Regions from separate parts of the Mus musculus genome. Here regions 1, 2, 3 and 4 are each linked to region 5. The links are chromatin loops, found by intact Hi-C in ENCODE. Cell type or tissue: heart. All regions are shown on one strand. Links, peaks and the distances in the headings refer to the core of each region. The heading gives the core; the rest is flanking DNA. Region 1 holds the start of Zfp322a (zinc finger protein 322A). Region 2 holds the start of Btn1a1 (butyrophilin, subfamily 1, member A1). Region 3 holds the start of n-TTagt6 (a tRNA gene). Region 4 holds the start of n-TRacg1 (a tRNA gene). Region 5 holds the start of n-TGgcc6 (a tRNA gene).

Region 1 (6,114 bases), core at 1,023-5,022, 150 kb after region 5:
TCCAAACATCACCCAGGAGTCTACTTCACCTGATCTCTTTGTAGTATCTGACCCTGCCAGCAAAAGTCAATTTTACTTATTATCTTTGTCTCAGCATCTAAAACTGAAAACACAAAGAAAAAAAAACTTTAAAAAATGTTTGAACTTCAGATATAACTAGGCTGCTGCAGTATGCTTGAAATTTCGGGGTTAATTCTCTTTTAAAGCATTTACTTTGTGTACATATGTGGTGTGTGGGTGGGGTGGTACAAACATGCTACCATACAAGTGTGGAGGTCAGAAGACAGCATGGGAAGTCAGTTCTTCTGCCTCCTAAGTACTGAGCATCAAACTTGGGTTTTCAGCCTAGGCAACAGGCATCTTTATCCACAGAGGCACCTTCCTTCTGGCCTGTACTTCTCATTTCTTTCAAGATGAAGTTTGCTTCTTTGAAATAACTGTGGCTTGTTTCCATCCCACTTCATTTTCATCTTATTTATACTTATAATCTTTTACGTCACGCCTAACTGTCTATTCTTCTCTGAACTTCTTGCAGAATGCAAGCCAAGTGCCCCCATCTCTGTGCTCCCACACCATCTTTTACAACGAAACGGCTGACATCTGCAGTTCATCCTAGAATGTGAGCATGAGACTAGCCAGCTCAGGGCTGAGATGGCCTGTGTATTTGTATTGTATTGTAATGCCAGATGACGTAGAGAATAGCAACGAATGTTCAGAAACTGAGTGCACTAAGTACTCTGCTTGGGCCAATATTTTGACTAAAGTGGCTCAGCACTTATCACACCTTCGTAATGTGCTGTCCAGCACTTCCCCACAATACTCTGAGGTAGCCATAAGTATGGCGGCGGCTCCAGTAATTGATTCTGGTTCAAATCAGCTTCCCGTTATTAAATGTATAAGTCGGCAAGTTAATCTTCCGGTTTACAGTGGCTGTTAAGAGTCTATGCATGGACCTTGGTAGCTCTACCAAGCTAGGCTCAGCTACCTGTCTTCAATTTGTCAAAAAGACAAGCAAGACAAAGCAGTGAAAGCGGTTTACTCAATATGGTCACACTAGGAAGAGGAGTAAGTAAAGGGGTTCAACCACTAACACGACGTTCAGAATATTTTAAAGGTCATGAGATGTGCATAAGTAAGGAGTCCTGGTAGCTACAATCATAAGTAGCCCCACTCATCACAGTCAGGACTGTGTGAAATCCTGCCCTAACTCTCCCACTGGCCAAGGCCCTAGTCCTTTCCTTGTTCTCAGCAGAAGACTCCTATCACAATTCCAATCCTTTGAGTCCATTGTCTCAACACTCTTATAGCTGAAGGGGATGGCATAAACACATACTCTCCTGCAATAACATGTGTACATTTCTTCCTAATATAGCCATACACAGCTCATTCTATAGTGTGATTCGAATTGTGTTTGGTACATCTTACACTAAAAACAGTTAATAAAAAGTTATTTAAATATTAAAATTAGGGCTAGAGAGATGGCTCAGCATTTAAGACCACTTGCTCTTGCTGATGACCCTGGTTCATTTTCCAGCCAGCACTCACATGGTAGCTCATAAACCATGCATTATTCCAGTTCCAGGGGATCTGACATCCTCCTAGAGTGCGCGCGCACACACCACGTGCACATATATGCTGATAAAACACCCATACATAGAAAATAAGTCTAAGAAAAAAAACTTAAATATTTGAATGACACTGGTGGGATTTTTTGTCTTAAAATTTTAATTTAAAATAAGCTGCAGAAATTCTGCAAATTCTGAAAACAGGAATTAGTGAATTCAGAATACATAATTGCCATCCTCAGACCCTAACTCTAGAATTTAACAGCCAATCCAAGTTCTTCTCCAGACCAGAGAATTCTAGTACTCACTTCCCATGTGAGGGTTTTTGTTATATACATGTGTGTATGTGTATAGTATATATATATGTGTGTGTGTGTGTGTGTGTGTGTGTGTGTGTGTATTATATACTTATTATTGTGTATGCCTGTCAGAAGACAACTTTTACGGTTAGTTCTCTCTTTCCGCTTTTGACATTGGTCTCAGAGATCAAATTCAGGTCGCGAGGTTTTATTTAGCAAGAAGCACTCTTTGCTCCTCACTCTCGACAGAAGCCATCTCGCCAGCCTACATACATTTTTTTTTTCAAGTAGGGAAAATATTGACTGTTCTTTTTTGTTTTTTGTTTTTTTTTCTGAATCTGTCTTCAGCCTAGAATCGCAATCAGAAAGGACAGAAATCCTTTCAACACGGTTTCCCCGCAGCTTTCTCCAGCAATAAGGCCACGCCGCCGCTGCCTATTCAAAGCTTCTCATAGTTTGCTGGCATGAGTGACAGCACCAAAGAGCCTTTGTAATTCTCCACTTCTCCGGCTTTTCAAGGTATTTAAAACCGAGTCCGCTGCATCTATCCTTGAGACACTACTCCTAACTCTTGATTTGAACAGCCGTGGAGAAAGAAAACAGAAGTTCAGAGCCGCAGTACCGGGCGCAGGGCACGGTTTCAATTCAGTGGGTACCGGAGCTGCTGCAGTCCCAAATTCCAGGAGCTGAAAAGGTAGTTGTCGGACGCGAAAGAGCCAGGGCGCAGGCGCGCTCAGGTTCCGCCCATTTCGGGAGGTCCGGTGCTTATTGGCCCGGAATCCCGGTGCAGCCCTATGAGGGGTAGTTACGTGCCTCGGGGCGTGGCTACGCCTCCCTGTCCTTGCTGGTGAGAGCGGTTTGTCTTGGCCTTGTGGTGTGCGGGGACCGCTTCTCCAGGTTGGTATCCGGCGGTTGGCTTGCCGACCTCTCAGCATCTCGGCCCACTCTCCTTCCCTAGGAGACCGTGGGACCGAATCGGCCATCGCCGAGTGCTCGGCCCCGGAAGCTCCGGCTTGAGGGTCCAGTCACCGGAAGTGCCGCCCTGGGCGGCGGAGTAAGCGTTCAGCGGGTCCTCGAGGTCCTTGGCCGTGAGAGGGGTCCGGGCCAGGCGCGGCGCCCTTCTTGTCGCTGTCAACGAAAAGTTGGGAGGAGAAACCTGTGAGACTGTCCTGGAGGTAGTAATGGAGCCAGGCTCGAATGCAGTCTGGAGCCTTCCTGAATGTCTAGACAACCATGGGCACTGGGGGGACCCTCCCCCAGCCTTAAGGGCGGAGATTAGTTGAGTTCCCCGGAATCTGCAGAATCTGTTTGCTCAAAGCATTCCATAGTCATTTATTTTTAGCAGCCTTGGTCCTGTGTAACATTGCATTCATGAATCGTATTCCTACAGGTTTTAGTGCACGAGGAATGAATCCTTGATCTCAGAAGTTGAAATAATAATGCGCCTATCAGTCACCTGAGCGTTTGAGGTAGAGGTAGGAGGATAGGGAATTAAAAGCCAGTTTAAGCTGCCTAGCGATTTTGAAGCTAGCCTAAGCTACGTGAGACTCTCCCCGTCTTAACAGCAAGAAAAACAAGGCCCAGGGCTTTGTTCTGAACTTAAAAATCTCTCAGCTAGAAGAATTCTTGTTATTTTGTGTAGAGCAGGTCAGAAAGAAACGGCTTCTTGAAGGAGGAACGGAAACATTAGAATGAGCAAAATTTTGCTGAAGGATGATGTCAGGATTGGAGAGTGCATGGGACATTATTTAAATGGCCTACTGTTAAAAGGAAAAATGTAAGCTTTGCAGTCATGCTCATTCAACATTGCTGCTTTTTTCCTCTAGGAGAGGGAAGAATTAAATATTATGAGTACTTCTGGATTAGAGACCTTGTGGATCTGAAAAAAATAAATCGTTGGGTTCTTGTTAAGGTAAGTGGCATACATCTGTTTCTATATAAATGTGAATTTTGGAGTAGGGATGGGACAAGAAAGAAGGTAAAACATACTTGGGAAAAGGAAAAGGGTCTTTCTGGTGACTAACATAGTGGCCCTTTGATAACCTTTCAGTACACCTATTTTTCTAACAGGCATACACAGCAGATTTGCAACAATTGTCCTTCTTTTGATTTACCATACAAAGAAGGCAGTGTGCCCAATGCTCAGACAGGCTCTAGGATGGATATTTAAACCTGGCTCTGTTACTTAACTGCCTGTGAGTTCTTGTGTAATTAGGTAACTGTCATAGCAACAGGTTTTCTATCAGTAAGATGGTGGTAATATTTGATTTTACAGTGTTCTTGGGAGGATTAAATGTCCATAATCCATGTAATCAATGAAAATTGAGGCAACCCCTGGTCTGAGGCTGTACAGCAAGTATGGTTTTTAAGACAATACGTTAAATACTTACTGTTTGATCATCCCATATATCCTTTAACCGAAAAGAATCTTGAGCTCTGAAGTTTTGTTGCTTAGCCTGTCTATTTGAACTTTTGTCTGCTCTTCGCTTATGAAATGGAGTCTGGTGTTGCTCGTGAAAAAAACAAAACAAAACAAAAACCAGAAGTCCTCCCTTCCTAGGAGGGGTAAAGGAAGCATGTTAGAGACAGTAGCCTGGAGTAAGGATTTGGAGGATGGGTTTGTGTTTGCCAGATGCACATTGGAGACCCAAGGATAATGATACTCCTTTTTCAGTCTGAGACTTGGCTACTTGTTGTTTTTTTAATTGTTTAACAGATGCATTCTAAATGTTACAGATATTGCAGTAACCAAAAGACAAAACCCTAACCATAGTAGATGTTATGCTCTAGTAGGAGAGACAGACAAGGGAACGTACATAAAGTACATCTCTTAATGTTGGATAGTGATGCTGTAAGGTGGTGTGAAGGGCCATGAAGGTGTGTTGCTTTTTTAGGTAGTAAGTTTCAGGCTACTTAAATCGGATAATGGAGAAAGCTACATTGAGGAACAGTGGTTCCTCTACCTAAAGTAGAGGATTTTCTACCTAAAGTAGAAAAACAACATATTTTGAGGTGCCTGAGAGGATGAAAATGGCAAACATTCCATAGTATGGAGGGCAGTAAAACTTTGGATTTTATTGTAAATGTGTGGGAAGTATCATATTCTGTTTTGAAGACTGACAGCCAGATCATATTTTATTTGCATACGAAAATTGTTTCCTGGTTTAAAATTGGTTTTCTGTTTGTTTTTCTTGTGCATCATAATTTCTTGGCTACTGAGAGCAGTTGTGATGTCTTGGGCTGGTAGTTTAATAAGATAATCTGATTCATTTCCCAAACTATGAGCAAACTCAGTTAAATAGCTGAGGCAGGAGGATTGGAAGTTACAAAACTAGCTTGGGTAACCTAGGGAAGACCTTTCTCAAAGTGTAAAAAGGATAGGGCATATAGCTCAGTGGTGGAGTATGATGTGTGTGCAGCCTTTGGGTTCAATCCCTATCACCATGAGACAGTTAAAGAACAACATACTGTATTTTTGTTTGAACATTTCTATATTTTAGCTCAACAAAGATATTGTAGGCTGTTTTGCAAATCATGATATCTACCATGTCTCCTGATTGCATTCAGTGATGAATGGTATCTAGAACCTAGAATCTTAGTATTTAATATGTGCATTATTGCTGTGCTTGGGAGCTGACATTACTAGGATGGAAAACCCTTTTCATGTGTACATTGTACAGCTTCTCTAGACAGTACAAACTGTGACCTCATTCTCATACTGCCCTTTAATTCCAGCTAACCACAGTACAGAGTTCATTCTAATCTTGTTCTTTTCTATTTGTAATTTCCTTCTGTAACTGAGGGGAATCTATGTTCCCTTATCCAACTCTGGTATACATACTAACTAGTATGTACTATGAGGAAAAGCCCCATAAATAAGGTTCAGTAATTGTGTATATACAGTTTGGGAGGCTGTGTACCTCTAATTGAAGTACTTGGGGTGGGAGTCTTAGGCAAGCAGATCAGAAAACAAGACCCACCTGAGCTATATAATGAGCCAATTTCTTAAAAAAAGGTAAAAGAAAATTAAAAATAATTATTGTCTTTAGCTTGAGTTTATATAGTCTCATACTATGTAAGAGTTATTTTTTTTTTTTTCTACTTTTGGGTGTTCATGTTATTTGTTTGAAATGAACTGTCTTTTGGTTTGTTTTAAAATGGGGTCTCAGTTTGTAGGCCAAGCAGGCTTGGAATTTTATAGCCAAGGCTAGCCTCAAATATTTACCAGTTCTTCTCATGCTCCAAGTACT
Region 2 (6,114 bases), core at 1,019-5,018, 54 kb after region 5:
CTTCCTCCTTTTCTTTCTTGTTTCTTCCTTTTTTTTTTTTTTTCCCAGGCAGGCTCTCACTGCATTGCTCTAGTTGTCCAGGAACTTGATCTGTAGATCAGGCTGGCCTCAAACTCTTCCTACCTCTGCCTCCCGAATGCTAGGAATAGAAGCATGTGTTAGCATGTCTGTTTTACTGTGCGTTTAAAAAAAAAAAGTTTATCTTGCCCTTACTGTTTGCTACAGGCTAGTAAAACAAACAGACATGGTAGATCGATCTATCTGAGTTACAAAAACAGACCTCCTTCGAGCCGGATTCGAACCAGCGACCTAAGGATTTCCAGGTCGAATACTCCTACAGTCCTCCGCTCTACCAACTGAGCTATCGAAGGATACCATGTATAGTGCCTAGCAAAGTCACAAGTAGCTTAGAGGAGCCACTATGCCTGATTTTAAGCAGTGCTGGGATCTAACTCAGGGCTTCATGAATGCTAGATGGACCTTCTACCAAATGCCAAGTGCATTCTTTTTTTTTTTTTTTTTAATTAGGTAATTTCCTCATTTACATTTCCAATGCTATCCCAAAAGTCCTCCATACCCTCCCCCCGAAGTGCAGTCTTTATACTAGAAAAAGAACTAGAAATCTCATAATCTTCGCAAATATATGCGTATTAGCTATGCTATGAACTATGCAGGAAAACTTACTATGAACTTATCACTATGAACTGATATATATTGTTCTTAAATTTTATTTTATATTTATGTACAGCATAGAAACAATCATTGATAAAACTGTTTTTTTTCTTTATCTTTGCATTTTTTCAGTAATAAATGAAAATTCAAAACCAAATAAGAAATTGCTGATCTCATGACTGATGGCAGGGTGAAGCGCCAGGTCCTTGTGCAGTTATACCTTGAAGGTGGACATCCAGTGGACTCCTGCCACCCACACCCACATTCCTGAAGGTGTCTCATGGAAAAGATCAGGGAGGGAGAGCTGCAGCCATTGTGGACTCACTCTTTAGCTATTCACAGATGTAATGACAAAGTAATTTACTTTCTGGGCTCCTATTCTCTTGCCTGTTTTGTTTCCAATACTGTTTGTGTCTAATACTTTTCCAACTTGGCATAATTCAAACAAGGTATTAGTAACATTAGTCTTTTTCTTAAAAGTAACAAACACCCCACTCTCTTTTGTTTTGTTCTCCATATGTAGCTCTTGCAAGTCTGGATCTTGCTATGAAGCCCAGACTGGCCTTAAACTTACAATGACCCCCGCCTGCGCCCCCCCCTCCCCCCCCATGAACTTGGGTTAAAAGAACTGAAGCCACAGAGTTAAATTCACAGGCTGATGGCCTCATGACTCATTTCAGTTGCTCAAGTCTTCTTTCTTTTTGTCCCCATTCCCTATATTCGGTACAGCTCTTTAATGCATATATCGTTCTCTTAGGGGAGGAGGATGAACCCAAACTACCTGACCACTAATCTGTAGTCCACATGTTTAAAAGGCTGCTCCTCCCCCCACCCCGAATAAATACACTTGGCCACCTGTGGGCAGGCTTCTCTAACAGCACACAGCCTTCTTCCTTCTGAAGAGCTCTCTCTTTGGCCCCGGGGTGACAAGCAGCCCTTTTCACTTGATCACTGTGGCTCTGGCTCCCTTTTCCTCTGGGTCTGTCGAAATCGGTAGGTGCTTCACTCTCAGCTCAGCTCTCTTTGTCTCTTCTCTGTACTAGGCTTTCTGTTCCTCAAGCTCTTCAGCTCTGCCTCTCCCCTCTCTCTCAGACTTTGTCAAGACTGTATGTACCTCACGGTGTAACTCCCAGAGATCACCCTCCTGAGAGCTGCTGGGCTTACAGTTGAGAAACACACCTTGTCTTTCTCTCCTCCTTCGTTTCATTTCATGTTCTCCATTTCTACCTCCGTGGCTTTATCTTCATTATCACTTCTAAACACGAATAACAAAGTATCCCACTCGATTCGATTTTACTTTATTGTTTTATTGTTATTGTAAATGAGGAGATTTCTTCATTATCTACAACTGTGCCTCGCGGCTCCATTCTGGAGGCAGTCGAGGGCTGGAGGACCAGACGTACAGAGGAAGGGTATGGGGCAGGCGCTGTTGTAAAATGGACTGAAAATGACCCTGTAGGGGAAATACAGAGCCCTCCAGGTTGGAAGAAACTGGTGGAGAACAGGGCGCTTGCGGAACCCATAGTTACCTCCTGACTGTTTCTCTCCCAGCCTGAAGCTCTTGGCGGGCTTCATTGCCCCAGTTAGCTCAGAGATGGCAGTTCCCACCAACTCCTGCCTCCTGGTCTGTCTGCTCACCCTCACTGTCCTACAGCTGCCCACGCTGGATTCGGGTAAGTTTCTGTTCTAGCCTTCTCTTTCTCGCAAAGTTGGAAGGTCCCTATAAATAAATACCTCTGACCCGGTTTGGCTCCTGGTGGGGGGACCTTCACCACAATCCAGTGAGTTCAAAGGAAACCCACTGCGGGAGGTAATACACACCTGCAATTGCAGCACCAGGTGGGCCCAGGCAGATTTTTCTGAGGTCAAAACCTGCCTGGTCTACATAGAGATAGCCAGAGCATCCAGGGTTACGTAGGGAGCGCCTAGTTGTTTTTCCTTTAAATCAAAGGAATTGGAACGCTAAGTGTGGTGGTGGTGCACCCCTGTAATGATCGCACTTGAGAATTGAGGGCAAGGAGCTCAAGGCTACATAGTGAGCTGGAGGCCACCTTGGGATTTATGAGATCCAGTCTGAAAAATAAACAGAAGAAAAGAAATAGCAGCCACCCCGAGTTCCTTTCTTTACAAGGAGACTGGCCGGTAGGTCCTCCATCCCAACCCATCGTCCTATCTGACCTTGTTTATTACAGCAGCTCCCTTCGATGTGACCGCACCTCAGGAGCCAGTGTTGGCCCTAGTGGGCTCAGATGCCGAGCTGACCTGTGGCTTTTCCCCAAACGCGAGCTCAGAATACATGGAGCTGCTGTGGTTTCGACAGACGAGGTCGACAGCGGTACTTCTATACCGGGATGGCCAGGAGCAGGAGGGCCAGCAGATGACGGAGTACCGCGGGAGGGCGACGCTGGCGACAGCCGGGCTTCTAGACGGCCGCGCTACTCTGCTGATCCGAGATGTCAGGGTCTCAGACCAGGGGGAGTACCGGTGCCTTTTCAAAGACAACGACGACTTCGAGGAGGCCGCCGTATACCTCAAAGTGGCTGGTGGGTACAGACGGGATGTGTCGCCTCGTCACTCCGCGCGGAGACTCTCACTTTGGGGAGAATCATCGTGTTCATTCTCCAAATCCAAACGTATTTTCACGTTTACGTAAGGTTGTGGTGAGCATCTTAGATGCTCTGAACAGCTTCGTGGTTTAATGCCTAAGGATTGACACCCTAACAGAGTGTGGTCCGTTGCTAAAGTTCTTTATCCACCTCCAAAATGGTTTTACTCATATTACTCATGTTGTCTTCTTCTCCCTGTCTGAGATCATAAGGAAAGAATACATTGAGCTCTAATTTCCCTCCCTGTTAGTGATCCAAATCAAGCAAATCTCCCACTCAGTTTTTCCTACTGTGAAACCAGAAAGCTAAATCCAGCAAGAATTTGCAACAAGGAACTAGATAAGTGAAAAATGCTTTGTTAATGATAAAACATCATGTGCTTATAAAGAAATTCCTACACCTTAGACTACTGTGTATAATACACATATTGCCTTTCTCATTTATTTAGGTATTTTCCTTGCTCCGTTAAGAAAGGAGCTGACATAGTGTCTCAAACTCTACAGCTTTAAGAACACTTTGAAGTCCTTTATCAAGTACTAGGATCATTCGTAAAACAATGAGTTTCCCACACCGGGAGTCGAACCCGGGCCGCCTGGGTGAAAACCAGGAATCCTAACCGCTAGACCATGTGGGAACTGCTATGCATACTTATCTTGCCTCCTCCTCCCATGTAAGGATTCCGGACGATGACACACCTGCTCTTTAGATGTTGGGAAAGGAATCTATCAACTTAACTGTATCCCTAGCTCAAAAATACATTGCCATGTTTTGCCATATTTAATGTACCAAATATAACGCTCATATCATTTTTAGGGAAAGGCATCCTAAAATTATATAATATATAAATTATATAATATATACATATACATGAAAATATGTGTATATACATATATGTACATAAATATATGTTTATATTCACATATACTTGTGGGTTTGTGTATGATATTTCAACTGGGAAGTAACACCCTGTAATTCCAGCAACTGGGAGATACAAGCAGGAAGATTAGAAGTTCAAAATTGACCTTGGCTACTTAGAACCTCGATGTTGTTATTATCTTTTATAAGTGATGGCCATCTTCATAAAATGAGTTTAAATTTTTCATACACACTCTTTTGAATATGAAGAGCTGTTGAGGTGTTGTTTAAGGATACTTTTCTAGAGCTCAGAATTTTTCTGTATCCTGTAGAACTGTGAAAGGGGAGAGGGGAGAAGGAAAAAGAGTTAGGAAAAGAGGAAAGAGGGAAATAGAGGGAAGGAAAGATTAGACTAAATAAAAATGAAAAGTAGCTTTATGTTACCTTTGTTGCTGCTAATTTTCTGTTGCTATTTGTTTGTTTGATTTTTTTTTTTTTTTTTTTTTTTTTTTTTTTTTGCATCAGGGTGTTACTATGTAGCTTTGGCTGGCCCCAAACTTGCTATGCAGACCAGGCTGGCCTAGAATTCATAGAAAGCCACCTGCTTCACCCTCTCCAGCACTCAGATTAAAGGCCTAGACTATCACTTTCTCTGTTGTTATAGAGAAATGGTCTTGAACTCGTTATATAGCAGAGTCTGTTCTAGAACTCCTGATTCTTCTCCCTCCACCTCCTGAATGCCATGATTACAGTTGTGTGTCCCCTGTGTTGGTTTTTGTTGGGGCATAATTCAGTGAGGAAAGATGAGGTTGAAAACATTTAAGAAAATTCTTGAGTCTGCATCCTAGGTAAAGAAAAGTTAAATTATCAACTGCAAACCTCAAGGGGAAAAACAAAACAAAATTCCAAACTCTGTTCTCACGTATATAGTCTTTTGGGGAGTAGCGGTGTGACTCAGTTGGAAGTGTCTTTGCTTAGCATGCACAAAGCCCTGGGTGGGATCTCTAGCACTGTCTAAAAATGGTTTGTGGTGGCACGTGTCTCTAAGACCAGCATTTGGGAGGTAGAAGCAAGAGGATCAGAAGTTCAAGGTCATCTTCGGCTGTTTGAGGTCAGCCTGTGCTACATGATAATCTGTCTAAGAAGGAGAATACTTTCCCACCCATCCTAAAATATTCTAACCATAGTCATCTCATCCTCCAAATCATGTTATGCACTTCTAACCACAGAGGTCTTTCTTGACTCTAGATCTCCTAAGGCACCTTGCAGCCATTGTTCTTGCTGTTCTTGATAGTTGGACAAACACCTCCATGTCTACTCATCAGACTTTTCCATATGTTGAAGGATGTGATCTCAATAAGGCTACATCTCTAATAAGATATAAAACATTGTTTTTATTGATCCTTCAGTCTTCATACAGAAGGATTAGAGGAATCCTACCTAGCCCCAGTCTACTTTTGCCTCCTCTCTGTCTTTCTCAAGCGAAGATTACCATGTTTCCAGGAAAGCATCCACCAAAAGATTAAGGTCAGTTTCTCTCTAATAGCTGTGGGTTCAGATCCTCAAATCAGTATGACGGTTCAAGAGAATGGAGAAATGGAGCTGGAGTGCACCTCCTCTGGATGGTACCCAGAGCCTCAGGTGCAGTGGAGAACAGGCAACAGAGAGATGCTACCATCCACGTCAGAGTCCAAGAAGCATAATGAGGAAGGCCTGTTCACTGTGGCAGTTTCAATGATGATCAGAGACAGCTCCATAAAGAACATGTCCTGCTGCATCCAGAATATCCTCCTTGGCCAGGGGAAGGAAGTAGAGATCTCCTTACCAGGTCAGTGGAACTAGTGCTGGGTTCTCATGATGACAGAGACTCAGGCCAATATGACTTGGGACCCTGCTCAGAAGGGACATCATGGCAAAATTGTTTACATCTTCCCCTACAGCTCTTGCCTGCTGACTTAAGGAAATCCTACCAACTAAATTA
Region 3 (6,114 bases), core at 807-4,806, 68 kb after region 5:
AAGGAAGGCAAGTAGCATGGTTTGGTCCAGTTATGAAGAGCTGAAAATCTAGAGAGCAGATGCCAATAAAGTTGGTCAGATCATGAAGCTACTAACCCCCAACCCACCACACCATCCCCACACTCAGGCCAAGTCTGGATAAAGCCCATCACATTAGGGATGGCAATCTACTTAGTTCAGTTATGTGAGTTCTAGAAATCTGGAGAACCCATGACTGTTCAACTTGACGTTTTAAATGAACAATTACACTGTTGATGGTCAGGCACAGGCTTGTCTCTAGAGATACAAGAGAGCAGGACAGGTTCAGCCCCAACTCGAGGAGTGAACAAACTACTACAAAGCCATGACATGGGTATGGTGCTGTACACCTGTAAGCTTACCAGAGGTGAAGCGGGGAGATCAGAAGTTCGTGGTCATCCTTAGCTAGGCCAAGCATCACTCAAGCAAGCTAGCTGCTAATAAATGCTACAGCCAGACAAAGCCAAGCAAATATTGAAAAGAAACTCTAAGAAAATAATTTAATTTGGGACCTTTAGAAATAAAGACAGCTGTAGTTAGCTTTCTGTTGCTTTGATAAAATGCTAACCAAGACCAACTTGATACGGAAAGGGTTTATTTCAGTTTACAGATTACAATTCACCATCAAGGGAAATCAGGACCTGAACCTGAAGGCAGAAACTGAAGCAGAGGCCATGGATGAAGGATGCTTACTATCTCGTTCACCAAAACATCTACCCAGGGTGGCACTGCCTATAATGTGATGGGCATTCCCATAACAATCACTAATCAATCATGCCCACAATCCAGTCTGATGGAGGCAATTCTTTAGTTGAGGTTCCTAGTTTGTCTCAAACCTGCAAAAACTCACCAACGCAAAGTCTAAAATGTAAAACAAGACACACAGGCACAGGTCAGGGTGGTTTTGGTAAATCTGAGGAAAAATGACGTGTTGGTAGTTTTATTATGACAAAGAAATGCATATACATTGTTACAAAAGTTCATTGGCACTTCTATTGTTCGAACTAAAGTTCCCTCAAAAAAGTCACGTATTTGTGTTTAAGATGATCATTAGTCCTCTATGGTTTGAGCAGTTGGCATGTTAAAGGTCAAGTACCAACATGATCTTGGGCTATCTTTAGTCACCTTAATAGCCATTTATCAACCAGTTTCTGTACTGCTGGAATTAAAGGCTTGTGCCATCCCTTTAATCCCAGCATTCCTGAGGCAGAGGTAGGTGATCTCTGAGTTGAAGGCCAGCCTGGTCTTCAGAGTGAGTTCCAGGACAGCCAGGGCTACACAGAGAAACCCTGTCTCAAAAAACAAAACAAAACAAAACAAACAAACAAACAAACAAAAAACAGCAACAACAAAAAACCATTCATATCCACTTTCAAAATGGAATCTGTTATACAGAGAAACCTGAGTTCATGCTCCAAGGCCATGGCCACTTATAATCTGCTTGTACTCCTTTTGGAGCAAGAACTTTGCTTATATCAAGTGCTTGAGGGAACTCACCTTGCTGTGGTTGGTTGAAGTAATTAGGTAAAGATCAGAATTGGCAGGCCGTCCTGTTGACAGATGCTTAGAAACAAACAAAGACAAGCAAAAACCAACCATACTCTTAAAGAGAAGACAGGCTATTTGGATGGCTAAGTGGTTAAGTAGGGAAGCCTTTGGAAGAATCTTTTGTGATCTTAACACCCCATGCCTCTGATCTTTTTATTAGACCCGCCATATAAAAACAGTACCTGAGTGCTTAGTTTCTGCATTTGTTGTGGAGCAGATGAGGCAGGTTTGATAAGAGAAAGGGGCAGTGATATACCATCACTGGAAGGTAATGGAGTAAGGGTGTTTGTGAGCAGAGAGGAAAAAAATCTAGTGAGTCAGAGTCTGCCTTCTCACAGTCTTTGCTGCTTACAACACGGAGATCAGAAAGTGTAACTACCTCCTAAGCTGTTCCTCAGAGAATCAGGATGCTCTGTTCCCACAAAAGCCATAAAACCAGGCTTGGCATTCATTCTGTGGATCTTGGGAAGTGACTAGGGGGTTGGCAACTGAGTTTCTGTTTCCCTGATCTTGGTGAGAACACTCAGCTAAGAGTAAAATTGACATTTTTCTCCAGACTTCTTAATTTTCTCATATTTCAGAATTTGGGGGAAGATTCCTCACTGCTAAATTGCCTTACCAAATTATAGGAACACTAAGAAATGTATATATTTGTTCTTAATGAAATAACCTGTTTTTATTATTTACTTGCTTATTTATTTTTGTAAATTAAAATCCACTTTCTAATCTGAGTAAATACTGTGGAGTAGGGAGGGCAGTGCGTGACGACAACTTTGAAATTAATCTCGAGCAGACCGTGTCAACGAGCAGCGGAAAAACCACAAAAAGGCCCCGCTGGGATTCGAACCCAGGATCTCCTGTTTACTAGACAGGCGCTTTAACCAGCTAAGCCACGGAGCCAACACGCTTTCCAGCCTCCAAATCAACAAAGAAAAGGAATGAACATTACATTTGTTGTGTGTATTTTCAGCCTTTTTATTGAAGATGACCCAGACAGTTCCCCAAATCTTAAAAATACTCTCGGCTTCGCTCCAAAGATCTAAGAAACAGCTACAGGAAAACTGAGTCCTGGTCCGGATGGGCGGGAGAATTACTAATGCAGGCTGGATGTGCAAGAAGGAAGCTCCCTCGAAGGGCAAGACCTCTCCAGTTTACCACACTGATAAAAATACCAGCCAGGCGTTAAGGAAAAACGAGTGAGCGGAGAGCACAAAGACACTGTGTGTGTTAGCTACTATTATGTCGATCAGAACATTCCCAACCCCCCAAACGGGTCCATACAGTAAGCAAGCTTTTTTATTTTATGACTTTTAAGTTAAATTGAAATTTAAGATTGTGATTATCCTTTAACCGTTCCCACCATTTTTCCCCTGTAAATTTAGGTTTCACCTACCTCCTTCTTGGTTCTAAAATTAACGAAAAGAATTTCAGAGTTAAAGCTTAAAAAATTTAAGACTTCATAATTAACACCTCATTTTCGGAAAGACATAAAGGAGAGGACCGTGTGCAACGTCTGCGGCGGGAAAAGCTTCTTATAGTGCTTGTCCAAAGGGTCTGATTTAATAAGCGGTCCAGTAAAGAGCATTTGCAAAATTTCTGTATTGTCCCTGGTGCTGTGTATTTGTTCCTGCTTCCAACTTATTCAGTCCTCTGCTAAAATAAAACCATCCTTGAAGTACAATTCAAACAAGTTTACAAACGGTTACCATAATTGTGTAAGTAACTTCACAAATGAAACCTGCAGTTACAATTGGTTGGGTTTCGGAAGACCTATAGTCCCAGCAATGATACTAAATTCAACATTTCACTATTTCTAAACTGTGTCGACAGCTGATCCACAGATGAAGGATTTGTCAAACTAAGACAGCCAGCCAGCCAGCCGTTGGATGACAAGACAGGGGCACAGTGAGAGTCTGTGGATACTAGAGTTCTTACTTTCATTAGAAGATTTATGACCTCTGAAACCAGCATTTATGACCTACAAACTCTATGAGTTAAGCACCTATTTCTTTTATTTTAAATGTGTGTGTGTGTGTGTGTGTGTGTGTGTGTGTGCGCGCGCGCGCGCGCTCCCGTTCGCGCCCGTGCGCTTGTCTGAAAGCTGGTGCTTGAGGAGTCTGGAAGGGGAGCTGGAGCTGAAGCGTATGGGCAGTAGCTAACTGACTGCCTAACTTGGGAACTGAACTCCGGTCTTTTGAAGGAACAGAACTCAACTGTTGAGTCATCTTTCCAACTCCTGTTTTTTTTTTTAATCTTACAGTTAGCCATATTGTTAATGGTGTGTTCAAAGGCTCAGTCACACACTATAGCTTTAACTAACTTGTGGTAGATGCCAGACAACAAAACAGACATTGTATTTGGTTGGTGTTTCTCCTTTGACTGAAGTTGGTGACATTTGCATGGAATATCTAAGAAGATAACAAACCCTGATCAGTCCTTTACAGATATATGTGAGTTGGGCTCATATCTATAATGTCAGCACTTGGGAAGTGAAGGCAGGAGGATGAGAAGTTCAAAGTCAGCTTCAGCTGTAGAGACCATGAGGTCAGCCTTGCAACAGGAGACCCCGTCTCACAAAGTCAAAATCAACAAGCAAGAAACAGAAATATGAGAGTGAGTTGTTTCCATGCAGCCTCCACTATGACGAGGAAGGCAGGTTCACAGACACCTCATAATGACTTTGCTCCACACATCTGAGACTGACGACAATCTAGAGCTCTGTGTCACATACTGATCACATTAAAGAAGAGGGGAGAGGTAGAGAGCAGTTTTCCTTATGCCTTGGAGCAAAACCAAAGAACAATTCATCCAGACTCAGAGAGAGAGTTCACACAGTGATAACTTAATATGTCAGCTTGGCCAGACTGTAATGCCCAGTTATGTAATTAAACATTGATGTAGCAGGACATAGTGGGTTCACTTAGAGTCCAGGCTATTCAGTAGAATAGCTGCATAAGTTTTAATCTTGTCTATCATGTAAGGTAGCTAATAATGTAGTCTTCTACTGATTCTGTTCTCTTCTAGATTTGGTTTCTCTGCCTAATACAGTCACTAACTAACTAGAAGAAGCTGGCTTGCTCTCTCTGTCTCTCTGTCTCTCTCTGTCTCTGTCTCTGTCTCTCTCTGTCTCTCTGTCTCTCTGTCTCTCTGTCTCTCTGTCTCTCTGTCTCTCTCTCTCTCTCTCTCTCTCTCTCACACACACACACACACACACACACACACGACTCAAATAAAGTGAAACAACACCTTGCAGTCATGGCTTAGTAGATTGAGGCAGCCAAATAAGACCTTTAAACATTGAAAAACGAAGGGAGTTTTTTATAGATTAAAAACAAAAGAACAGAGTGTGTGGACAGAGCATACAGTCATTTGGGCTAAAACCATTCTGGACAGACAGAATGGACTTTTAGAGATGCCCTAGGTTTTGTTTCTATTTCTGATTGTGGGATGACTTGGAGGCACCAGATTTTGCTTCATTACTGGAAATCCAATAAAAGTGCATGCCTTTTTTTTTCTTGGCTGGCTGGAGACAGAGTCTCAGGGAGAAAGGTGCTTGGATTGTTTGCTAAGTACTGACCAGAAGATGAGCTTAACCTTGGCCTTTTTTGTTCCCACCTGCTCAGTGCAGGAATTGTAACCATGTCTCCTGTGACTTTGTGTTGGTGACATACTTCAATGTCATTGATTTCTTTTTGAAATATTTTCTTTTTCTTTTTTCTTCATATATAATATATATAATAGTATCATTCTGCGATGGAGTGGAAAATCACCAAATTACCTTCTGAGTCTGTGTACAAAATCTGATGACAAAGAGCCCTATTTTTGAGGAGGAAGTGTTAAGTAGGCTTCCATTAAAGCTTAGATGTAAAAAAACAGACACCCGTGCATGCACATTAAGGGTTGTTGAAACTATATGCACCAAAACTAGCTTTCTAATCTCATCATGTACAGTCTTAAATCAAGCAATTAAATTCTGTTCAACAGCCCTTGATTTATTTACAGTGCACGAGAATAGAGATGCCTTTTCAAAAACATAGAAAGACTGAAACACACATATGAAAACCATCTTTGCCTAGAAAGTAACCAAATAAGTACCAGAATTGACATATTCTCATAAAGGCAACATGCAGAGACACACAGTGAGACCTCCTGTTGCAATCTTGTTTGGGAAATATTTGGGGTCGGAGGTTAAACAACCTACAGGGAGACAATAAAAAATATCAAAGGATGCCATGACCATGTTCCTCTTTCCTTTCCTTTTAGCATTATTTTTCTTCTAAATCCATCAAAGTGTTATTTAGAGTTTTAGTGTTTGTATCAGAACTACCATATTATTTTCTAGAGGGCACGGGGAACTCTGTTTTCTTTACTATTTTATTCCTTGAGCATTCATCAATATTGGTTGAATGAATGAGAGCGTGAATAGAAAGGTGACATAGGGACATCTCTTACCACCGTTTTTTTGTTTGTTTGTTTGTTTGTTTGTTTTGTTTTGTTTTTGAGGGGGGGAGAGGATCAAAAACAAACCTAAAAGGAATAGAAATAAAA
Region 4 (6,114 bases), core at 768-4,767, 1.5 Mb after region 5:
TTGTCACAGTTTACACAGGGTGTATTTTACCATTTTAATTTCACAAAATCTTCAAAGCCATTGAAGGAACCATCTTGGCTCAACTGTTCCTTAATTATGTATTCTTGAGATTTCTTTTTTCCAGACAGTTTCTCTGCATATACCACTGGCTGTCCTAGAACTCTCTATGTAGACCAGGTTGTCCTCAGACTCAGAGATCTGCTTACCATGTTCTCCCAAGTGCCAGGATTAAAGATGTGTGCCATTATGCCCAGCTCTTGGAGTGATTTTTATAAATATATATGTCTGATCTCCCATGTATTTACTCCTATGGTAGTACTCAAAACACTTTGATCTCACTTTGATTTTATATTAAAGGCAGATGTGCACAAACACATCTCATATTCTCATTTTCTCTTTTCTTTTTTGAGCCAGGGTCTCATGAAGCCCATGTTGGCCTCTAACTTACTATGTAATGGAGGATTTCCTAAAATTTATGCTCTTCCTGCCTCCACCTCCCCAGTGCTAGAATTACAGGTGTATAACTACAGCCAACTCTTAAATGTGCATATTTAGATGTATGTGTGTGTTTCCAAAATTGTACCAGCTTATATTATTCTAAATTGTTTAACACTAATGAGAGAATTATTTTTTAAAAACTCGTATTTGCTGATGTGTTTTTCCAATCCTGCATATTCAGAAGAGAATGAGCTTGACTCACATGTACAAACATATCCTGCACATTTGTAGAAATACTGCCTCAAAAGGTGCATAAATTTTGAGTATGGATAGAACTTGCCAAATTCACTGAGAGCAGTGCTTCTCGAGTTGTGTGGAGAAAACAATCTTAAGATTGTAAATGAACATACAACTAACTCAGATTCTAGCCCCCGCCACATCTATGAATAAAAACTCGGTAATCTATAAAAACCGGAAGTGGGAAAGAAAGACTAAAACCAGAGATTCTGGTATGCTGGAATATTGTTCTCCCTTTAAAAAGCCTACAGGGATAGAGTGAACTTGAGTAAGACTTGGGGAAGAGATCTGGTTAGGGTTTGATGAAGTGATTGCCTTTTGTGTATTGCTGAAAGGAAACTTCCTAATAGATGGGAGTCTCTGGCGTTGATGGTATTATAGTGTCTAGTGCCTTCAGAGTATGTATTTTGCCTTCAAAGAATCTTTTTTAATTATTTGTTTAATATATAAATGACATAATACAAGCCAAGCTCTGGTTAGCTGTGATGGCCGAGTGGTTAAGGCGTTGGACTCGAAATCCAATGGGTTCTTCCCGCGCAGGTTCAAATCCTGCTCACAGCGTAAGAAAGCTTCAGACACAGCTTTCTGTGGAAGTGTGGTCAAACTTAAGAAAAATTAGGTGTGTTTTATTCCTGTGCTCACTTCTTTTTTTTTTTTTTTAAACTTTCTGTGATTACATCAGAAATGCCACCGGTCGTCTTTAATCCCAGCACTTGAAAGGCAGAAGCAGGAGGACTGCCTAGTCTACGAAGCGAGTTTCCAGACAGCCGGGCCAACACAGAGAAACTCTCGAAAAACAAAATAAAACAAAAACGAAAGGAAAGAAAAAGAGGAGAGAAGAAGGCGGGGAGGGAAAGGGAGAGGAGGGGTTGGGTAAGGAAGGGGAGAAGAGGGGAGGGAAAGCGAGCAGAGGAAGGGCAAATGGTTACTTTAAATAGTTACAGTTCCGTAGTATTTAAAAGAAGAAACAAAAAATCCAAAACCAAAGGGGGGGAAAAAGCTGTTGGGAACAAAAACGGAGTAGAATTCCAGAGTTCATCTGATATGCCAGGCAGGTGGAAATGAGTTAAAGGGAGGATACACTGAGCAGTTTGGACGCTACACAGTAGCACTGCGCGGCATTCAGCATACAGGCTGACCCCGAGGTGCACCAGAAAACCTTTGTCTCTTCTTACTTTTTTAAGTGTTTTCGCTCACATTGTACACTTAAGTAGTATTCAGTCGAACTTCTTTTATATTTTAAAGACAGCTCTCTAGGTAAATCCGGAATGCTGGGATCTAAAGGCTTGCCACCACTTCTGACTCAGCTTAATTTTCAACTGCACTCTGGGCTTTCAAATTGCTGCACGAATTGAGATCGTAAAACGTAAAATACTTAACTTTGTGATGCACACCTGTAATTCCAGAACTCCAGGAGGCTGAGGCAGAAGAACTGCCAGTCAGGGCTACAGAACGATACTATTTGTAAACATAAAAATTTAAAGAAAGAGGTGGGGAAAGAAGGAAGAAGAGGAAAGAGTGGATTTTTGTTTTACTCTATTATTCTGTCAACGGGCTGGCAGTAGGGGTTGTTTCATGTCAGAGGAACCAACTGCGTGTGTTAGTAATGGAAATTGCAAGGTGAAAAGACGAGTTTCTGTAACACAAGTGGTTTAAATTGTTCAAATCAAACATTTGTTGAATTTACTTAGCTTGAAACTAGGGCTATAATTAATTTAAGGTTACAGCTAATAATAACTAGAGTAGAACTTCATCCCTGTGGCGGGCCAGTGGCGCAATGGATAACGCGTCTGACTACGGATCAGAAGATTCTAGGTTCGACTCCTGGCTGGCTCGACCATGTCTCTTTTTAATACAAAGGAGAAACTTTCTTGTATTCAGATCCGTAAGAAAAACATATTAAGTCTTGAAAATCTGACTCTTACTATATCTTTGTCTTGTATGTCAGTGAACAGCATACAAACAGAAAAGGACTATCTATAGACATCACCCAATAGGGTATGTGGAAAACACTGTGTTGAGGAAAAGAAGTCAGTACTGCATGTTGTAATTAAAATGAATTGTCCAGACCACCAAACCTAGAGTTAGGATGTATCACCGGTTGCCAGGTGATGGAGAAAGATAATTTTGAAGTCAGGAAACAACGACGGCGTTGTAACACATGTACACGAAAAACCAGTAAATTGAACAGTTTAAAAGGCTGAACTTTTTTGAAAATCAGAGTATCAGAGGAAAAAACTAAAAATTGATCAATATTTTATTGGCTCATCCGCAACCACCCGTCCCCGCCCGGAGCCGGGCTCCACAGTTGGCTATACTTCTGTCTCTGAGCACTTCCGGGAGTGGTGAGAGTAGGGACAGAGACTGACTCGAGAAAGCGGGCTGAGAAACTTACATATTTGAAACCGATACTAAACAAAAATCCAGATAAAATTTAGAGTTAGAGAGTAGAGGAAGGCCGGGAAGTGCAGCTTTGGGACAGTGTTTGAGCAGGTGGACCTACATTCTTAAGTTTTCCAGGACGCGAGGTTTGAGACATGGAGAAGGGAAGGGGTCGTCAAGGCGAAACCCGGAAGGAACACAGATTAAATTAAATTAAAAGTAAATTGAGATCCTCACCCTATTCTCTATATCTTACTCAGATCGGATAGTTTGAGTTTCAAGCCGTGCTGGAATTAAAAGAATGACGTTACACCGCGCCCAGACTGCGTCTACTCCAAGCTCAATTGAGATAGACGGCGTGAAAAGAGAGCACCTTGGATTTCCTCGTCTTTCTCGTGGAGAACCATCACTAACCCACAGATTCCACCACGAGAGTAGTTTATGCGTAGCGTCGTTAAACGTAGCTATTCCGTCCTCCTCAAGGCACTTGGGCTATTTCGGGGTGTCTCGCTCATCACCTCCCCCTCCATGTCCGTTTTCTTCGGGCTAAGGTGCCTGCAAATCCAACAAAATGACCTGGCCGACTGACCTTGAAACTGCGATAATTTTCGTTATCCACTGCACGTACACACAGCGCTGTGTTGAAACCTGGAGTGCCCCCTAACTTAAGGAGTGCAGATTATTGAGTGATGCATAATTAATTTCTTGAACCATATATGAGCTGAGGTATCCTCGTACCTAATATACTCTGAAATCCAAAGAAAGGCATCCGGGCAGAAATGGAACCTGAGCTCATGAACATGTGATTTCGCCCACACTTGGAAAATAAAGATGAGCTCCCCCGGAAAGAGGACAGGACAGCTAGCTTCCCAGGGAGATACAACTCTGTATTTTACAATTATAATGACGTGCTGACTCTAAGTGAAGGGCTCTCTAACAGGCCCAAGCATGGCAAACGGTGGTGCTAGTAGGTTTTGCCTTTTCCCTCTCCCTCCCTCTCCCTTGCTAAACCATTAGATTACATTCCTAAAGCTAGCCCCCAACGTCTATTCCTTTATTTGGCTACTGATCTATTCCTGAGACTAAATACCAAGGTCCAGCAATCAAAATTCATTATTTGGCTTAACACTGGCTAACATGTCCAATCAGGACATCATCCTAGCACACGCTCCCCTTTTTCTACTTAAAACCACTCTGGCAGAAATACCTGCTAGTATCTTAACCTGTTTCAGGGGCAGCTGCTTCCCACCCCATTGTAATAAAGTTCCTTTGTGTTGAGAATTTGATGTCTGGGTGTGTTCTGTGCCAATTCCAAGCTTTCCTCCCACCTCGAACATGAGCGCAAGCACATGCACACACACACACAGTGTGGAGCAGAGAGAAATTATAAAGTTCATAGTATCACCTACTCATGGAAATTTTCACATTCTTGCTGAAAACAGAAAAAAAAGAAGAAAAACCTTTCTAACATAGATTAACTGACTCTCAAATAACTTGATGAATTGGGCCCTCTAGAAGAGGTGTTTACAAAGCATGTATCTGATGACCGAGATGCACTGGAGGATATATAAAGAACTCTCAAAGGTCAGTGACAGGAATGCCATCCATGCAGGGCACCATGATGCCAGGCTGTAATTCCAGCATTCGAGAATCAGGGGACGAAGATCTGGAGTTCACCATCATCCCAGGACTTGCCTGAAAAAGTAAAAATAAAAATGAGCAAATATTTTAGCACACACAAAAGTATGCATACAAGAGCTAAATAAACAGAAGAGAAGATGCTTAGCTCTTTAGAAATACAAACTAAAGTCACTGAAATGCCTGGATGTTTAGCTTAAAATAGCAACAGGCAGTAAAGATGTGGACGATTGAACATAAACACTCACTTGCTGCTGGTATGTGGCTTTCAGAAACAACTAAGCCTGCAATGCAAAGGTGATAACAGGACATTCAGAACACACCCCACTGTGGAGAAGGACAGGCGCATATCCTTAAAACCACAGTAGCCAAAGAGTGACAAACTACAGCCACCAGGCCCAAAGACAGTATCATTACACACAGAGATGCTCCAATTACACTTCTTCACCTCTCAAACAGTAATCAGACCAAGAATATTTGGTCCTCCCCTCTTGTGCTCCCTTTTTTTAGAATAATCTTTGATCATTGGACTGTCTCCTACTCATTTAAGTAAGTTGAAAATCCCATTATTTGTTGACTGATGTTTTCCTAAACTTTCTGGCTAAACCCTCCTGTGAAGAATGATCTGACAGCCTGCTCTGAGGCTGTCCTACTTCTGGCCTACCTGCAGGATCCCGGAGAAGCTTAATCCCAGTGGAGAGCTGAGTTTCTTTCCTCCTTGATTCCAGAAGAGGAAGGACAGGCCGGGTTTCACTTCCTTTCACTTCTCTCAACACTGAAGATGGTTCCCACAGCGTCTTCTCCTGGAGTAAACTGTCAGCAGAATCCAAGTTTCTCTAGATGTAAAGTAGACTTAGCCTCCCCATCCTAATAGCCTAAAAGTTCCAAAAGTGCCTGCTTGTTCAAGAGGTAAAATGAAACATTCAAAAATTCTAAGTTTGCATAATAAGGAATGCTTGTCCCTTAGGAGAGAAGAGGATTGCATGTTTTAGCAAGAGGAGTAAAGCTTGAACGCACAAACGTGTATCTTTTTGAGTTTTAAGTCCTCTAAGCCAGGCAGCAGTAGAAATACTGTATTCTGTGACACTGTTCTAGATTATAAATGTAAGCTGAGTGGTTATGAAGTTGCATCTATGAAATCTGGAGTTAGGTTTAAGAGCATATGCAAAGGAAACAAAGCCTTATGGTGCTGCTTAAAAAGTAAGAAAGAAAAGCCTCATATTGGATTAAAACAATCAGACCTCTGTATATTAATGAAATCCCAGCCTGTAAAATCAAAAGTGAGTCCCACTTACGCTAATATATAGCCGAGGGTTTTAAAACATATTATTCTATTGTTCTTGCGCTATACAGTAGAAT
Region 5 (6,114 bases), core at 1,424-5,423:
GGATTTTTTTTTTTTTTTGAGGAGGAGGAGGAGAATTACATTAGTTTAATTTGCCTTTTTAATTAGACTGTTTAAAAATACAGTCTCATCACTTTATCGCATCTGTCATTAATGAAACCAAAGCCTTTGCTGTCTATAAATGCCCCGTCCCCTTAGTTTGATCAGAGATAAAGAAAGAAGTAAACAAACTGCTGGGAAGAAGTGGATCTGGATAAAGCCACAGCAGGAGAAATGAATAAGGAAGACCATTTATGATGACTCGTTTTAAAACGAAGATTGGATTTTGTCTTTTTGTGTGTGTGTGTGTGGCCATGTATATTAATTATATCATCATTGGAGTTATGATGCACCTCTCTTTGCTTCCAATATAAATAAATGCCTGCCTTGTGGCATAATCCTAGACTCCAAGGATCCCAGGTGGGATATGTTAAATTATTATTGGTTCTTAACAGAGCATGAACATTGAGAAACAGACTTGCTGGGATATCTGAGAGGACTTTGTTTTGTTTAGTTTATAGAGAAAAATGTGACAAAACTGGTCATTTGGTATTTTCTCTTGATATATTCCTTATTGTTGTCTATTTCTACACCAAACCAAGCAAAGATCACCAAGAACACATCTGCAGTCAGATGAACTGGAATTGTTGCTCTGCAAGTAAGAGTACATCATAAGAAGAAACTTGGGAAGACTCAGCAAGAAGGTGTAAGAAAGGGCTTTGCGGCACTTGCACGTGGGCTGCGTGATTTGGAGGAAGGAACAAGAGCGAGGTTTCATTCTAGGTGGATGCTACCAGGTGAACTGTTCAGATACCTAATCAGTAAAAGGCATAACTGATACACTAAGAAAGAACATTGGTTCATTACAAAAAGAAAAGATAGAATACAATGGTGTTTGTACATCAGAGTAGACTTGATGTAGAAGGTCACAGTGGAAAGAAAGGCCGTAACACCTGTGACCTATCATTATTAGTTATCAGGAGATATCCAGTGACTCTTTAATTGTCATACTAATCAAGATGTGAAATGTCTTGTTGTTTGATCAAGTTTCTACCTCATTCCATTGAAATCAAAGACGTCAGTGTGCTGTGGAGAAGCTGTGAGGTTACACAGCATCAAAAGACAAACCCTAGGGACAAACTCTGAGTCTCAGGCTAGATCCTAACTAACATCCAAGCCTGTCTCTGGACACCAGAGAATATGCTTCCATTTTTCTTCTGTACCCAATGCAATTGGGGGAGGGGAGTGTGTGTTTTAATAAGAATGAATAAGAAAAATAAGAAAAGTGGGTGATGTTGCCAGGGCTTCCTTTACTCAAGGAGGTAGGATTTGAGAAGAGAGAGTGTAAGTCTAAAGGTGTGTGTATCTATGCATGCTGGGTATATTCCTAGTTTGGGCAAAAATGAAAAGCCAAGACACCAAACAGAGACAGATCTGAGGCTTGAAATCCAAGTGCTAGATGTGGTATATCCTGAGTGCCTTCAGCTAGGTAAGTACTGAAAGTCCCGCTTGCACTTTCAATAGACAGCTAATCTTCTAAATAATGTCAACACGTGAGTGTAGGGGCTTGGGGGATGTCCCAAACAAGAGGAACCCTAAGATAAGCACACTGCACCACTGCACCCCAAACCTTTCCAAGACAGAGTCCATGCTAACAATTTCACTTTGAGTAACTTTGAAGAAAAGGAAGGAAAAACTGAAATTTTAAAAAGGGAAGCACTTGTAACTAGGTGAAGGTGAGCTAACGGGTGATTAAGGAGATGAGGTGTGGATGGATGCAGAGGAAGGAGAAGCAGAACATGGACAGAACACATTTTAAAGTGTAGCATAAAATCCACTATACCATATTACTCTTAAACAGTCACTGAATATCTCCTAATAACTAATGTTAGCTTATTGCTAACATTTCTTTTTGCATTCGAAAATATATTTTGAAGAGATTCCAGAGAAAAGATTGCTGCGGAAAAATATGGACACTCTAACAGCTAACTCTCTAACCACCCGTATACTTACTTAGCAGAGACCAGAATTGAGAAGGAGGATCCAGCCACTGGAAGAAATGTAAGCAAGATGATCCAGTAACTGGTAGAACGGCAAAAGGAAAGAAGGTCCCACCGAGATTTGAACTCGGATCGCTGGATTCAAAGTCCAGAGTGCTAACCATTACACCATGGGGCCGAGTACGACGCAATATTGTCCATAACAAAATACTTGAAGTATATTTACATACATTTTGATCTCAGCATGTGGATTAGATTTTAATTCTTGACAAGTTTACTTCAGAAAGAAAGTACAAAAAATATCTCACGTGTTCTGTCTTGTTAGAACCAAATTCATGTATAAAATCTACTGACGTTCAAACAATAATCAGTGATCCTTTACAAAGGAATTCGGCTCCAGCATAAACAAAACGAATCCCTAATCCTCGCGTCTGCACAAAACTTGGCCAGTTTAGAATCTGCAGTTTCCAACAAAAGTGGTTCCTGGTAAAACTTTAGAAAAGAAAGGTAAATACAGACGTAAAACATCTGATTTTACAGCTTGGAAGGGTTTAGATGAGCTGAGAAAATGTTCAGATGCCATGTAACTTCCTAAGGTTGCTATCTAACTTCTGAACTTGCTATAGATGCACAGATAAATTCTGAGGGAGGTGCGCCAAAAATGTCATGAGGTCCCACCGAGATTTGAACTCGGATCGCTGGATTCAAAGTCCAGAGTGCTAACCATTACACCATGGGGCCTATGCTAACGAATGCCCTTGGTAGATATTAGACCAAGAGTCAGAAGACTGATGTATATTTCTGCAATCTGGATTTGTAAAGTTGCTGTATTACTACAAAATATTTGAAGTATAGCTAGCTGCTCCTTGCAAAATGAGAACTTTGTGTTTGCCAAACCAGAGTTATCAACATTTGCTACACCGGAATTTAGAGAAAAAAGTGTCAACACCTAGAAATCTCTTGGTATATATGGACATGTGGCAAACACAAGAAAAAAGGAGCTAAGTATAAAATTCGAAGAATTTACTAGTACTTTAGGATACAAAATAAATTGCTTTACCTATTTAACCTATTTGTCCTTATCCGCATGTCACAATGAATCGATTGATCACATAATGCTAATTATATATTTTATTTTGTTACTTTTACTCTACGACAGCAATCTCTGTACGCGTTAGAAACTCTGGGTATTTTAAATAGCAATAGTATTTTTTTTTTAATTAAACTTAGCCAAAAAACAGTTTTAAATTTTGTCTGCTATTTTGACTCAGAAATTCGTCTTCCGAAACAATCTACAGGCAGGGCAAACGAAATTTTGTTTGAAGTATTTATTTCAAAACATCAAATACACTCTGGAGTAGACACGCATGTACAGGCGAGGTTTTGGAGTTCAGACAAGAAACAAACTTCAATGTCATACCGGCATGATCTTACATCTTGCTAGATTCAACAGAAGAAAATGGAATTGAAATAAAATGCAGTTCTTAACCAAAGAAAACGGAGTGTTTCAATGTTTACGCTGACGGTAGGGACAAGTTTCTACATGTCAAGAAAATACATTCACGTAGTCGGCAGGATTCGAACCTGCGCGGGGAAACCCCAATGGATTTCAAGTCCATCGCCTTAACCACTCGGCCACGACTACAAGAGCGCGTGCAGTGACAGGATATATTCCCATGAGAAGTAATTCCCTAAATATTTTTCAAACAATATTTCTGTAATGTAATTACAGATCTAGACTACTTACCGTCGTACTAAAAACAATGCGATTGGAGACTGGAAACAGGAATTATAGCCCAACAGCTGGCTGATATGAACATCCTCTGGACAGATGTGATCTGTCCAGACACTTCATGACGAAGTGATCGCAAATGTAGGAACCTGGATGACAGTCTCAGGACCTTTACTGAATACATAAGTAGTTATTACAAAATTTAACCTTGTGGTTCTTATACGAAAAGTTCGGTACTCTAAATGCTGATATTCCTAATTGAAACTTTTCCTTGAAACCTGTCCAAAAGACAAGTTAGCAGAGGATGGTTTCGATCCATCGACCTCTGGGTTATGGGCCCAGCACGCTTCCGCTGCGCCACTCTGCTGACGCGCAGCTTATAGTGTTTTGGAAATCTTTACTAAAGACAAAGCTGTTCAGTTCCTACCTATTCTGCATTATATAAAAAGTAACTTGAAACCTTTACAAGAATGTGAAAGCTAACGACGAATTCACCGACTTAGAATTTTTCCTGCTGAAAATCGGTCAAGCTGAAGCTGGAGCTCGGGAGCACAGCAAGAATTGTTTCGGGTTACAGGGCAAAAGGCACACTTAATGTCAGAACTTTTAATACCAATCTTGCAGAAGCTTTGAACTTGCCAAACCCCTTGTTTTGAATCCAATTTTTTTTTCGGTTTCACCTTTTGTTTGTTTGTGATTGGGTTTTTGTTTTGTTTTAACTTTTGTTTGTTTTGTTTTGTTTCATTTTGGTAGTTTCATAAAAGAATTACTTAAAAGTGAGAGAGTGCATTGGCCGGGAATCGAACCCGGGCCTCCCGCGTGGCAGGCGAGAATTCTACCACTGAACCACCAATGCTCCTTGTTACACTGGCGTTTTTCTTTCTTACATAGGTATCCTTGTATCTGGTTAGTTTGTAAGGGGAAAAAAGCCAATACCCAGAAAATGACAACGCAACCATTTTTAAAAGATGATTAGAAAATAGAGATTATCTCAAACAAAAATAGAGTTTTTATTTCACTGAAAGAAATGAAATGAAAGCCAGCAATATGGTCCCTCTCGTCTATCCTATTCGTTCTTCAGAACAGAGAAGTATGGTGTCTTCCAAGGTGTTTTTGGTAGCTATGATTGGCTGCTCTGGAGTAGGGAACAAAAGAAAGAAAAAACAAGAAACCGAAACAGCAGAAAACGTTTCAGTTTCCTGGACCAAATTTCTCTAAGTCCTAAATTTGGTATACAGATCTGAAGAGCATGAGAAATATCTTAAATCTTGATCGAGTTACCTAACTTTGTTCTTAATTACTTATTTCTAACAATTGGAATAAAGAGCTGGCTTACAAAAGAAAGTTTAAATGGTGCTCATTTTTTTAAAAAACTTAAAAATAAAAATTTTTAAAGAAAAAAAAAGTAAAAATTAAAACTTTTAGAAACAACCTAGGTGTGGTGGCTTACATCTGCTATTCCAGCACGGAAACTACAAAGGCAGACAGATCTCTGTCACTGTCATCCCAGACCCACCCCAGACTAAAAAGCCCGCCTCACAACCCCATCCCACCCCCGGTCTACATAGCAGTTCCAGACTGGCCAGAAGTACATCGTGAGAGCCTATCTGGCCTGGCAAGAGAAGGCCAGGCAAGCAAGGCAAAGAAAACCCAAAGATTATGTGGGTCGGATATTAAGGACGGTTTACCTGGATGGAGGATCTCTCATGAGGGCGAAGGATGTCGACTACTTTGGTCATCGGAAGGCATCCATAAACTGAAAATTTTCTTTTCCAAAATCATGCTTTTGAGTCTTGGGTAGAAGACTGTTACTGGACACATAGTACAAAATATTTTATAACCACCCCAAAAGGCTGCGTGCAAGCCAATAAGCAGTCATTCGGGGTCTTCTGCTGAAATGAAACTGTGGGAGATAAACTCGTGTTAATAAGGAGAGCAAAAAAGTTAAATTTATGAGAAAAACGGTAGATAGACAATCCTTTAGCTACAATGGCGTTAAAGTACTTGTAGCTTGATGTGATGGGACAACCCTGTAGTCCATCACATGGGCTGTAAAACAGCAGCAGGGTCAAGGTCATCCTCAGCTATCAAGGTTCAAACCTGGCCTAAACTACACATATAGGCCCTTGCCTCAGATTCTCCCAGGGTTAATGAGTGCTACCTGGCAGGATCTTGTTTGTTTGCTTGGGGTCGTTGTTTGGTTGGTTTTCTGTTTGTTTGTTTGTTTGTTTGTTTGTTTAAACAAAGTCTCACTGCATTGCTCCATCTGGCCTGGAACTCACAGAAATGGAGCTGCCTCTGCCTCCTGAGGACTGGATAAAAAGTGTGCCACTATGCCTGACTAGTCTCAATTTTTTTAATCTTTGAGTCAATACCCTATAGAAA

The links. Hi-C counts contacts between places; a loop is a spot of excess contacts. Peaks named below come from ENCODE experiments on the same cell type or tissue, not always from the same donor. Only the 100,000 strongest peaks of a DNase experiment are listed, where the experiment ranks them.
Region 1: it touches region 5 in a loop (3-fold over the local background); 5 of 42 quality-filtered maps call a loop at or near these places.
Region 2: it touches region 5 in a loop (2.4-fold over the local background); 15 of 42 quality-filtered maps call a loop at or near these places.
Region 3: a loop joins it to region 5, with 4 times the contacts of the local background. A loop is called at or near these places in 21 of 42 quality-filtered maps.
Region 4: it touches region 5 in a loop (5-fold over the local background); 28 of 42 quality-filtered maps call a loop at or near these places.

What each region holds. Positions count from the first base shown.
Region 1 is chr13:23,365,782-23,371,895 of GRCm38, reverse strand. It overlaps Zfp322a (zinc finger protein 322A), which reads left to right and starts at 2,688. Exons shown (of 5, transcript NM_001111107.2): 1 at 2,688-2,761; 2 at 3,691-3,776. All of the region lies in intron 3 of 4930586N03Rik (RIKEN cDNA 4930586N03 gene), which reads right to left. In heart, for the core only: no CTCF peak of the experiment used is centred there; a DNase peak (open chromatin) is centred at 2,595; H3K4me3 peaks cover 2,910 bases; H3K27ac peaks cover 2,196 bases.
Region 2 is chr13:23,461,333-23,467,446 of GRCm38, reverse strand. Btn1a1 (butyrophilin, subfamily 1, member A1) reads left to right here and starts at 1,546. Exons shown (of 8, transcript NM_013483.3): 1 at 1,546-1,665; 2 at 2,224-2,345; 3 at 2,865-3,215; 4 at 5,680-5,961. The coding sequence starts at 2,267. n-TEttc5 (a tRNA gene) reads right to left here and starts at 3,912; the gene lies at 3,841-3,912. It overlaps Gm52036 (a long non-coding RNA gene), which reads right to left and starts at 3,023. Exons shown (of 2, transcript XR_003950563.1): 1 at 2,851-3,023; 2 at 1,959-2,745. n-TYgta8 (a tRNA gene) reads right to left here and starts at 371; the gene lies at 282-371. In heart, for the core only: no CTCF peak of the experiment used is centred there; DNase peaks (open chromatin) are centred at 2,996 and 3,866; H3K4me3 peaks cover 2,932 bases; H3K27ac peaks cover 2,013 bases.
Region 3 is chr13:23,446,974-23,453,087 of GRCm38, reverse strand. It overlaps n-TTagt6 (a tRNA gene), which reads right to left and starts at 2,466; the gene lies at 2,393-2,466. In heart, for the core only: no CTCF peak of the experiment used is centred there; DNase peaks (open chromatin) are centred at 2,417 and 3,667; H3K4me3 peaks cover 2,630 bases; H3K27ac peaks cover 1,217 bases.
Region 4 is chr13:22,017,601-22,023,714 of GRCm38, reverse strand. n-TRacg1 (a tRNA gene) reads left to right here and starts at 2,499; the gene lies at 2,499-2,571. It overlaps n-TScga1 (a tRNA gene), which reads left to right and starts at 1,215; the gene lies at 1,215-1,296. In heart, for the core only: no CTCF peak of the experiment used is centred there; DNase peaks (open chromatin) are centred at 1,284, 2,524 and 3,044; H3K4me3 peaks cover 3,223 bases; H3K27ac peaks cover 1,890 bases.
Region 5 is chr13:23,515,674-23,521,787 of GRCm38, reverse strand. It overlaps n-TGgcc6 (a tRNA gene), which reads right to left and starts at 4,585; the gene lies at 4,515-4,585. n-TMcat6 (a tRNA gene) reads right to left here and starts at 4,096; the gene lies at 4,025-4,096. It overlaps n-TStga1 (a tRNA gene), which reads right to left and starts at 3,642; the gene lies at 3,561-3,642. n-TQttg4 (a tRNA gene) reads right to left here and starts at 2,738; the gene lies at 2,667-2,738. It also overlaps n-TQttg5. In heart, for the core only: no CTCF peak of the experiment used is centred there; DNase peaks (open chromatin) are centred at 2,687, 3,587, 4,087, 4,547 and 1 weaker place; H3K4me3 peaks cover 3,914 bases.